Linked DNA regions of Homo sapiens: region 2 is linked to region 1. Evidence: read pairs that join two places in POLR2A ChIA-PET (ENCODE). Cell type or tissue: HepG2. All regions are shown on one strand. Links, peaks and the distances in the headings refer to the core of each region. The heading gives the core; the rest is flanking DNA.

What was found. ChIA-PET counts read pairs that join two places held together with the same protein. Peaks named below come from ENCODE experiments on the same cell type or tissue, not always from the same donor. Only the 100,000 strongest peaks of a DNase experiment are listed, where the experiment ranks them.
Region 2: POLR2A ChIA-PET joins it to region 1 with 7 read pairs; 4 of 35 experiments call an interaction of 5 or more read pairs at or near these places.

The regions. Positions count from the first base shown.
Region 1 is chr22:46,610,814-46,616,176 of GRCh38, reverse strand. It overlaps a transcript of GRAMD4 not described here. Among named protein-coding and RNA genes, the nearest start is that of GRAMD4, 6.9 kb to the left of the region's middle. RefSeq lists an enhancer at 2,685-2,824. In HepG2, for the core only: a CTCF peak has its summit at 3,666; a DNase peak (open chromatin) is centred at 2,946; H3K4me3 peaks cover 719 bases.
Region 2 is chr22:46,698,833-46,704,195 of GRCh38, reverse strand. It overlaps CERK (ceramide kinase), which reads left to right. Exons shown (of 13, transcript NM_022766.6): 7 at 2,486-2,560; 8 at 4,731-4,883. Among named protein-coding and RNA genes, the nearest start is that of CERK, 37 kb to the left of the region's middle. In HepG2, for the core only: no CTCF peak of the experiment used is centred there; no DNase peak of the experiment used is centred there.

The DNA.
Region 1 (5,363 bases), core at 150-5,149:
TACACACAGGGGAACCTACACACACAGGGGAACCTACACACAGGGGAACCTGCACGCACAGGGGAACCTACACAAGGGGGAACCTACACGCTTGGGGGAACCTACACACGGGGGAACCGACACGCACAGGGGAACCTACACATGGGGGAACCAACACGCACAGCAGAACCTACACACGGGGGAACCCACAAGCACAGGGGAACCTACACAGGGGGGAACTTACACATGGGGGAACCCACACGCACAGGGGAACCTACACACGGGGGAACCTACACGCACAGGGGAACCTACACACGGGGGAACCTACACGCACAGGGGAACCTACACACGGGGGAACTTACACATGGGGGAACCCACACGCACAGGGGAACCTACACACGGGGGAACCTACACGCACAGGGGAACCTACACAAGGGGGAACCTACACGCACAGGGGAACCTACACACGGGGGAACCTACACGCACAGGGGAACCTACGCACAGGGGAACCTACGCACAGGGGAACCTACGCACGGGGGAACCTACACGCACAGGGGAACCTACACACGGGGGAACCTACACGCACGGGGAACCTACACACGGGGGAACCTACACGCACAGGGGAACCTACACGCACAGGGGAACCTACACACAGGGGAACCTACACACACAGGGGAACCTGCACACACAGGGGAACCCGCACACACGGGGGAACCTACACAAGGGGGAACCTACACACGGGGAAACCGACACGCACAGCGGAACCTACACATGGGGGAACCCACAAGCACAGGAGAGCCTACACACACAGGGGAACCTACACACAGGGGAACCTGCACACACAGGGGAAGCCGCACACACAGGGGAACCTACACACGGGGGAACCTACACGCACAGGGGAACCTACACACGGGGGAACCCACACGCACAGGGGAACCTACACACGGGGGAACCTACATGCACAAGGGAACCTACACACGGGGGAACCTACACACGGGGAAACCGACACGCACAGCGGAACCTACACATGGGGGAACCCACAAGCACAGGAGAGCCTACACACACAGGGGAACCTACACACAGGGGAACCTGCACACACAGGGGAAGCCGCACACACAGGGGAACCTACACACGGGGGAACCTACACGCACAGGGGAACCTACACACGGGGGAACCCACACGCACAGGGGAACCTACACACGGGGGAACCTACATGCACAAGGGAACCTACACACGGGGGAACCTACATGCACAGGGGAACCTACACACGGGGGAAACCAGACGCACAGGGGAACCTACATGCACAGGGGAACCTACACGCACAGGGGAACCTACATGCACAGGGGAAGCTACAAGCACAGGAGAACCTATAAAGCACAGGGGAACCTACACACGGGGGAACCTTCACACGGGGGAACCTACACGCACAGGGGAACCTACACGCACAGGCACATGTCCTATGTTTACTACCTGCGGCACGTATCTGCAAATAATCATGAAATGTGCACTACCCATAAAGTATAAATTCTGGACAGCCAACTGACTCCCACAGAATGCTTTCATGAATTTGTGCTCAAATCCTGTCTCCACGGTTGGCCCCTGGCAGCCACCACCAATGAGCACCACACGGATGCTGGCTGGTGTTTTTGTTTCCGTTTACAAACCACAACAAAGGTGGAAGGGAGACATGCAGGGGAACGCCACCTGTGAGTCTACAACACGGGAAATGTCCTTGCTGAATAAGGTAGCTGCTTTCCAATGGCAGAATATTTTCACAAGGCTTTTACGCCATTCGTAATGAACGGCTACAGACCTCACACAATTTTTAGCTTCATCTGCACGTTAACACTTTCCTCATCAGTTTGGTAAGTCTAGACAACCAACACAAGGAGAAGTGAGGCCCCGAGTGGCAGCAGCGCCCCGCCCTTGGTGCACACACTCCCGCCATGCCAGCGGCCATCATTGCACAGCGTTTCTGCCACGCGCGGCAGGCCCAGGGAACCTCGGCAGCACACGCAATAGTAAAATGCTATCATATGATTCAGAAATGATGGGGTTCGAGTATTCAATGCCTTTGCTTTCAACATAATTGATCTAACTGCAAGTTAATGTATTTTCATTTTTATTAACGGCCAACTCACAGAATTCCTGAAAATCCATCAATCAGCTCCTGGGAACCCGCGTGAGCCGCCTCCAGATCCCTCCTCACACTGCTGCAGCCGCGGCCATGACGGCCATGAGGGCACAGGGCTCCGTGAACAGCAGCAGCCTCCCCTCACCCACCTCCCTCCCAGCAGGCTTGAGACAGATGCGTGAAATAGAAGGTGAGGTCTAAATGCAAAAGAGTTCCTGAGAGGCCCCAAGGGGTCAAAGACAGCCTGGGAAGCAGGAAGCAGCAAGCCGGGCAGCCCGCCTCCAGGGCAGGAGGGGGTGTGTATGGCAGCACTGAAGCCTCGGGGTGGGGTGGGCCCATCTCTGACTCAGGAACAGCAGCCTGACCTCTAGCCCCATCCTGGCACCCTGCCCTCTGCACCATGGAGGCCCCTTCCTGGCCTCCAGGATGCTGCCCAAGCGATGCCCTCTGTCCGAGACGGCCTTCCCAGCCATCGGGTAGCCGCCACCCAGCCCAAGTTACTCTCTACTTCAATCACATCACCCTGCCTGGAGGACCCAAAACCACCACATACCACAGCGACAGCAGCTCGGGGACACAGGGAACACTCGCCTGTGCGGGGCTAGGGGTTGCATCCTGGCCCTCTGTGCCTCCAGCACCGAATGGGGCTGACCCACATCTGCTCCAGTCGCCCTAAGTACCACCGGGGCTGGAGAGCCTCGAGGAGTGGACATGTGTCCCACTATCCACCAGATCATCTCAAGCACAGGCATGCAGTGGGTCGCGGCAGCCGGAAGCCAGGCCCAGGCTGGCCACAGCTGTGTGACCTCGGACAGGGGCCCCTGCTCAGGGCTGTTAGAGGACAACATGAGAGTGCTGGAAGGACTCAGCAACCTGCCCAGCCAGCAGTGGTAACGACAGCAAAAACACAGCCCTACTCTCCAAAAAAGTGTTCCACAAACGCTGCTCTCACGCCCCATACATCACCACTGCATAACCACAGGCGCTGGGGAGGCAGCGCTGTCTTGTGGGTGTGGGGAGCCAGGGTAAAAAGTTCTGAGACCATCCCAAGACGCTGCTAGTCACTACGAGCTCCCGAGCAGGGACCCAAGCCCAAAGTCCACGGGTGGGGCAGGAAGGGCCTGTGGGTGAGCAGGGGCTGTGGGCAGCCACAGGAGAGAACCATGGCACACAGAACACAAACAGCACTTCAGCCTGGGGGCCCCGGGAAGCAGGAGACCGCGTCAGGGAAGGCGCAGCAGCCTTCGGCCACCCACTGGCCAGCACGGCTTGTCCTTGCCCCAGCTGTAGACAAACCAGGCCCACACCCTCTGCTCCCATCCGTGATCCAGCCCTAAAGGGTTGAGAGTAAGGTTCCTTGCACCAGGCTGCCCAGGTCAAGCCAGTCCTAACCCTCGGTTTCCAGGTCTTTAGGTAGAGGTAGCAGGGGCACCTGAGCACGCGTGTGAGCTCAGGAGCCCATCTCCAGGGAACCTGGGCCACAGTCCAGGCTTACACCAGCTTGGGCCTTGAGAGGAAGCCTCAGGTGAATGAGGGCTGGCAGCGCCTGCTACAGGCTATTCTCAGGACCAAGCACTGTGCCCTCACTTCCCCCAGGCCTCCCGCGCACCTGAGCCTGCTCAACACCACCAACTCCTGACACCAAGGAGAGAAGGCCTTCCTCCAACAGGCCAAGGACATCATCCAAATCTAGGTCCACAGCACAGCATCCATGGTCAGGAAACCACAGTAACAGTAACAATAACAACAGTACCATCGGCCAGCCTCAGTGGCTCACACCTGAAATCCCAGTACTCTGGGAGTCCAATGCAGGAGAATCACTTGAGCCCAGGAGTTCAAGACCAGCCCAGACAACACGGCAAGACCCCGCCTCTACGAAAAATAAAAGATAAGTTAGCCAGGCGGGATGGTGTGCACCTGTAGTCCCAGCTTCTCAGAAGACTGAGGCAGGAGAGTCGCTTGAGACCAGGAGTTCAAGGCTGCAGTGAGCTATGATCGAACCACTGCACTCCAGCCTGGGCAACAGATCAAGACCCTGTCTCTTCTTTTTTTTTTTTTTTTTTTTTTGAGATGGAGTCTCGCTGTGTCTCCCAGGCTGGAATGCAGTGGTGTAATCTCGGCTCACTGCAAGCTCCGCTTCCCGGGTTCACACCATTCTCCTGCCTCAGCCTCCCGTGTAGCTGGGACTATAGGTGCCCCCCACCATGCCCGGCTAATTTTTTTTTTTTTGTATTTTTAGTAAAGATGGAATTTCACCATGTTAGCCAGGATGGTCTCGATCTCCTGACCTCGTGATCCACCCACCTCGGCCTCCCAAACTGCTAGGATTACAGGCATGAGCCACCACACCCAGCCGAGACCCTGTCTCTAAAAATAAATTAATAAAAATAATGTCACCAACAGTTCCATCCACACCTCAGAAGGGCAGCCTCTGCCCAATAAGCCTTTCTCGGAGTGTACAAAGCAGGATGAAAGGACGAGAGTGACAAGCTCCCACCAGTGTTCATCTCCCCTACCCCAATCACAATGTTGAAAGGAAGAAGCATCTGCTAAACCACCTGACAAATGGGTAAACTGAGGTTCGGGAAGGCAGGGTGAGAAAGAAGTGGCACAACAGGAACACGAACTGACTCCACTGGACTCCATGGCCTGAGCTTGCTTAAACCCCACGACAGCCCCAGAAGCAGCTTAGCACCCGTCACCCCACCCTCCCCAGCATATGCCTCTATTAATCCATCCATCACACCATATGGCAGCTCATAGGCCCCTCTGCCTAGAAGCCTGAATGGGGACCCTGGCAGAGTGACCGCATAGATGTTTATTTTTTATTTAATATTTTTTTTTTTTGAGATGGAGTTTCGCTCCTGTTACCCAGGCTGGACTGCAATGGCGTGATCCTGGCTCACTGCAACCTCTGTCTCCCGGGTTCAAATGATTCCCCTGCCTCAGCCTTCCGAGTAGCTGGGATTACAGGCACCTGCCACCATGCCCGGCTAATTCTTTGTATTTTTAGTAGAGATGGGGTTTCACCATGTTGGCCAGGCTGGTCTCGAACTGCTGACCTCACTTGATCCCCCAGCCTCTGCCACCCAAAGTGCTGGGATTACAGGCATGAGCCACCACTCCCGGCCTGCAAAGATGTTTATTTAAAGAAAACAAAGCTGGCAAGAAAACCTAAGTGTAGGCACAGGTAGGCAAGCAAAAACTACTGTGTTGTAGAAGCAAATACACTAAGCCACAGGAAACACAC
Region 2 (5,363 bases), core at 78-5,077, 88 kb before region 1:
GCCCTGCCCCGTGGTCAGGGTGGGGGTACCGCTGTGTGCCCTGCCCTCCTCTAGGCCTTGGCTGTGGCCTCTGCCCCAGGAGAGGACAGCAGGCACCCCACCAAATGTGGGCATAAAAGCCTTTCCCAGGGTGGGTGCGCATTGTAGCAAATGCCACTGGGGGAGGGTCTGGGGAGAGGGTCTCTTTGTGGCCCCTTTCCATGGGTGTCCAGGAGGCCTTTCTGAGAGGTGACAGGTGAGGGGCCTAGGCCGGGAGTCAGCTGGTGCAGAGGGCAGCAGGTGGGAGGAGCTGGGGGTGTTCGGGACAAGGAAGCCAGTGTGGCTGGGGGTGGGGGTGGAGGGGCAGGGCAGGGCCCGAGGGAGATGCCGAGTTCCACTCTGCCATGCAGCAGGAGGTCTTGGAGGCGGTGGTTCGGCAGGGGGTGACGTCTGACTCTGCTCCGATATCGCTCTCTGCGTTTGGTCCTAAGAGCATGTGGGCCCCGGTGAGAACGCTGGTGGCTTGGACGGTAAGGGCGCTGCATGGGGTCTGAGACTCCGGGGTGTAGCTGGTGGGGGGCTGTGTGGAGTCTCTGCTCCGCAGCATCGCCTTGAGTGGAGGAGTAAGGGTGAGGGAGACACCCAAGGGTGGCCCTGTAACGGTCACCATGGCAACCTGGGGAGCAGCCTGGGGGCACAAGAGTTGTGAGTGAGACCTGACAGCCACAGACCCTGTGGGAGGCCGCCTGGATGCGCACGGCCGGTGGTGGCAGCAGGTACCTGAACTCACTCATGCTCCAGGGTTCCAGCCGCTAGAAGGTGCAGAGGTCACTGCTTGTCTTGCTGGCTGGGGGCAGGAGAGGCAGGAGGGGCAGGTGGGGGTTGGGGTCCTGAGATCTGGAGGGTGTTGAGCTGCCTCCCGTGGATGGCTGCCTCCGGGACAGATGTCACTGGAGCATCTGAAAGGCATGGCTCCGGCTGCTTTGAGACCTGATGTAGCATGTTTTACCTTCCAAGTCTCTTCCACATATGTATTAGTATAGATGCATTAGCAAATTGATAGGAAGAAGAGATCGTCATTCATTCGGTCCTTCATCGGGTGTTAGCCTGTAACTGCATCTGCTGCTTGTAACTTCAGCCAGCATTGCCTGCTAATGACTTAGGCACAGAGAGGCTCAAGGAGATGATGCGCATGTCCTGGGAGCAACCCCCCTGGAGCCCCGTCCTTCTCGCGTGAACGGGAGCATGTGGTTGGTCGTTACTCGGGTGGCGGCAGTGCTGGCCGGGTGGATGAGGAACTCCCGTATTCAGTTGTGTGGGGAATGTTGAGAACCAGCACAGCTACTCCCACAGGTATGGGTGGTCATTGTGGATGCAAATCATTCTTTTGAGCATGGTCCTCAGAGGGAAGGCCGTGCGATCAGCCGGGGCAGCTGCAGCTTCCCTTTCATCTGAGCCAGTGAAGCGCAGGATAAAAAGATGCATAAGCCGCAGCCGGCCCCGTTCACGGGGAACATCGGGCTGAAGCAGGGACCTGAGCTGCCTGTCCTGGCTGTCCTGGTATTAAGATCTCAAGTAATGGCTGTGTGTGACCTTTGCCGCATCCAGCTGTTTCAGAAGTTTACGAGGGCCAGGTGTGGTGGCTCACGCCTAATCCCAGCACTTTGGGAGGCCAAGGCGGGCGGATCACGAGGTCAACAGTTAGAGACCAGCCTGGCCATCATGGTGAAACCCTGCCTCTACTAAGAATACAAAAGTAAGCCAGGGCGTGGTGGCGCGTGCCTGTAATCCCAGCTCCTCGGGAGGCTGAGGCAGAATTGCCTGAACCTGGGAGACAGAGGTTGCAGTGAGCCAAGATCACGCCACCGCACTCCAGCCTGGGCGACAGAGCAAGACTCCGTCTCGGAAAAAAAAAAAAAAATTTTGTTATGCCTATAATTGTAAATGTTCACACACACACACACACACACACACACACACACACACACACACATATATATATTTTTTTAACTTTTTGGCTCCTTTTTTTTTTTTTTTTTGAGACGAAGTCTCACTCTGTTGCCCAGGCTGGATAGTGGCGCGATCTCGACTCACTGCAGCCTTTGCCTCCCGGGATCAAGCGATTCTCCTGCTTTAGCCTCCTGAGGAGCTGGTATTATAGGTGCATGCCACCACGCCTGGCTAATTTTTGTATTTTTAGTAGAGTCGGAGTTTCACCATGTTGGCCAGGCTGGTCTCGAACTCCTGACCTCAAGTCATCCGCCCACCTCGGCCTCTCAAAGTGCTGGGATGACAGGCGTGAGCCACCGCCCGGCCCAATCTCAATATTCTTGAGGAATCAACGCTAGTATTTTCTATATTCATTTTGTAGGTAAATTCTATTTATTCCTTAGTGTTGACTCTAGGGCCATGGAAGGAAAGGAATGAGGTACCACTCACTGAATTGGGAGGCGATTACAATTCTGTTATTCTGATGCTATTTGGGACCTTCTTTTTCCCTTTACAGGGTCAACGGACTGCGTGTGTTACTCCACCGTGGGCACCAGCGACGCAGAAACCTCGGCGCTGCATATCGTTGTTGGTGAGCCCCTCCTCTGCGCATGCGCACGGTGGCAGCCGGGCCTCCTGCGCCCCCAGGCCTGTCCCACTCTGGTCCCCGTCGCGTGTTCCAGCCGTTGCCGTCCTGTCCTGGCCGTGGGTCACGCTGTGTCCCCTGCTCTGCTCGCTGCGCTGTGATCCCACTCAGCACGCAGCTCCGAGGCCACGTTGTCAGGACGGGCTTCCTGGGGGCACGCCCAGTGTGGGCCGAGTTCTTTCCCACGGAATCCACCACATGCGCGATGCCCGTACTCAGCTCACCTGACTCTTGCTCAGTTCCTCCTCCAGAGGCTGCTGCCCCGAGGCTCGGAAACCACCCGCGTCCCGCCATACTGCCTGTGGCAGTGGGCACGGGCAGCTGTGCCTGGGCTGCCAGCTGTGGAACGCATGCCTCTGTGAGGCCTCGAGGCTTCAGTCCAGGATGCAGAGCCCCGGTCAGGAAGAGCAGAAGGGGCTGCCCATGGCACTCAGCACGGTGGGCTCTGGCAGGACAGATCTTTTGTGCCTTCGCCTGTTCCTCACCCCAGTAGACAGGGTTACCGTGCCTCACCTGAAGTCACAGAAACTGTATATTTTAAAATAGCCACTTAGGATTTTTTTTTTTTTTTGAGATGGAGTTTCCCAGTTGTCCCCAGGCTGGAGTGCAGTGGCGCTATCTTGGCTCACCGCAACTTCCACCTCCCAAGTTCAAGCGATTCTCCTGCGTCAGCCTCTAGAGTAGCTGGGATTACAGGCTCGCGCCACCACGTCCAGTTCATTTTGTACTTTTAGTAGGGATGGGGTTTCACCGTATTGGTCAGGCTGGTCTCGAACTCCTGACCTCAGGTGATCCACCCGCCTCGGCCTTCCAAAGTGTTGGGATTACAGGCGTAAGCCACAGCACCTGGTCAGGATATTTTTTTCTTTGAGACAGGGTCCCACTCTGTCACCCAGGCTGGAGTGCAGTGGCATGATCTTGACTCACTGTAGCCTCGACCTCCAGAACTCAAGCGATCCTCCCACCTCAGTCTTCTAAGTAGCTGAGATTGCAGAAGTGCACCACTACACCTGGCTAATTTTTGTGTTTTTTGTAGAGACAGGTTCTCCCTGTGTCTCAAACTCCTGGGCTCAAGTGATCCTCTCACCTTGCCCTCCCAAAGTGCTGGGATTATAGGCGTGAGCCACTGTGCCCGGCCTACTTCTGATTTTGCATTTTATTTTATTCTATTTTACTTTATTTTATTTTGAGACAGAGTTTCGCTCTTGTTGCCCAGGCTAGAGTACAGTGGCGCGATCTTGGCTCACTGCAACCTCCGCCTCCCGGGTTCAAGCGATTCTCCTGCCTCAGCCTCCCAAGTAGCTGGGATTACAGGCACCTGCCACCACGCCCAGCTCATTTTGTATTTTTAGTAGAGACGGGGTTTCACCATGTTGACCAGGCTGGTCTCGAACTCCTGACCTCAGGTGATCCACCCACCTCAGCCTCCCAAAGTGCTGGGGTTACTTACAGGCGCGGGCCACCGCACCTGGCCTATTTTATTTTTTTTGAAACAGAGTCTCACTCTGTGTGTGGCCCAGGCTGGAGTACAGTGGTATGATCTCGGCTCACTGCAACCTCCGCCTCCCGGGTTCAAGCGATTCTCCTGCCTGAGCCTCGCCACTAGCTGGGATTTCAGGCACACGCCACCATGCCTGGCTAATTTTTATATGTTTAGTAGAGACAAGGTTTCACCATTCTGGCCAGCCTGGTCTCAAATTCCTGACCTCAGGTGATCTGCCCGCCTCGGCCTCCCCACGTGCTGGGATTACAGGCGTGAACCACTGCACTCGGCTTGATTTTGTATTTTAAAATGCCATGTACTTTTTCTTCATTCTAAAACCACCGTCCTTTCAGTTAAAGATATTTCATGAGCCTCACGGATACACTCTTGTTCAGTCCCCACAGGATAGCTCCCCGAGCCTGTTTTAGAAATTTGAGTGGAGTTCAGTCATTTGAATAAAAAATATGGCATCCAACACCCCAAGAGAGAGAATCCTTGCACTGAATGCGTTCTGTTTGTTTCACACTTTTTAAAAGTAACTCCCACGTTTGCAAAGTGCTATTGAAGGGGATGGAGTGGATGGGGCGGGGCTGGAGGGGGGCTGCCTTCCCTCACGGCCGTTCTCTCCCACAGGGGACTCGCTGGCCATGGATGTGTCCTCAGTCCACCACAACAGCACACTCCTTCGCTACTCCGTGTCCCTGCTGGGCTACGGCTTCTACGGGGACATCATCAAGGACAGTGAGAAGAAACGGTGGTTGGGTCTTGCCAGATACGACTTTTCAGGTAACTCAGAATAATGCAGACTCGCTCCCCGCTGGTCGTGCCCCGACTGCCTTCACAGATGTTACCTGACTGAATCCACTGAGCACCGTCAGAGGTGGGCCCCCACCTGCTCACAGACGGGAAGCTAAGGGCCTCATGAAATGTGCCGGGGCCAGAACGTGGCAGGGTCTGGACTGGAACCTGGATTGCTCTAAACCAGATCCTGCCCCCTGGACCCAAGCATAAGCCACAGAGTAGACACCATGACGGACGCAGTTCACTCCAGAACCCCAGGTGCTGGAACCCCAAGACGCCAGGCCACCAGCCTCTCACATCTGGTAGGCAGGTGACAGAGGCCACCCCAAACTGTTCAAGTGGAAGTATTAATTGGAAAAAAAATAGTTTTTAAAATATATTTTTTAAAAATTTTTTTGAGACACAGTCTTCCTCCGTCACTCAGGCTGGAGTGCAGTAGCACGATCACGGTTCACTGCAGCCTTG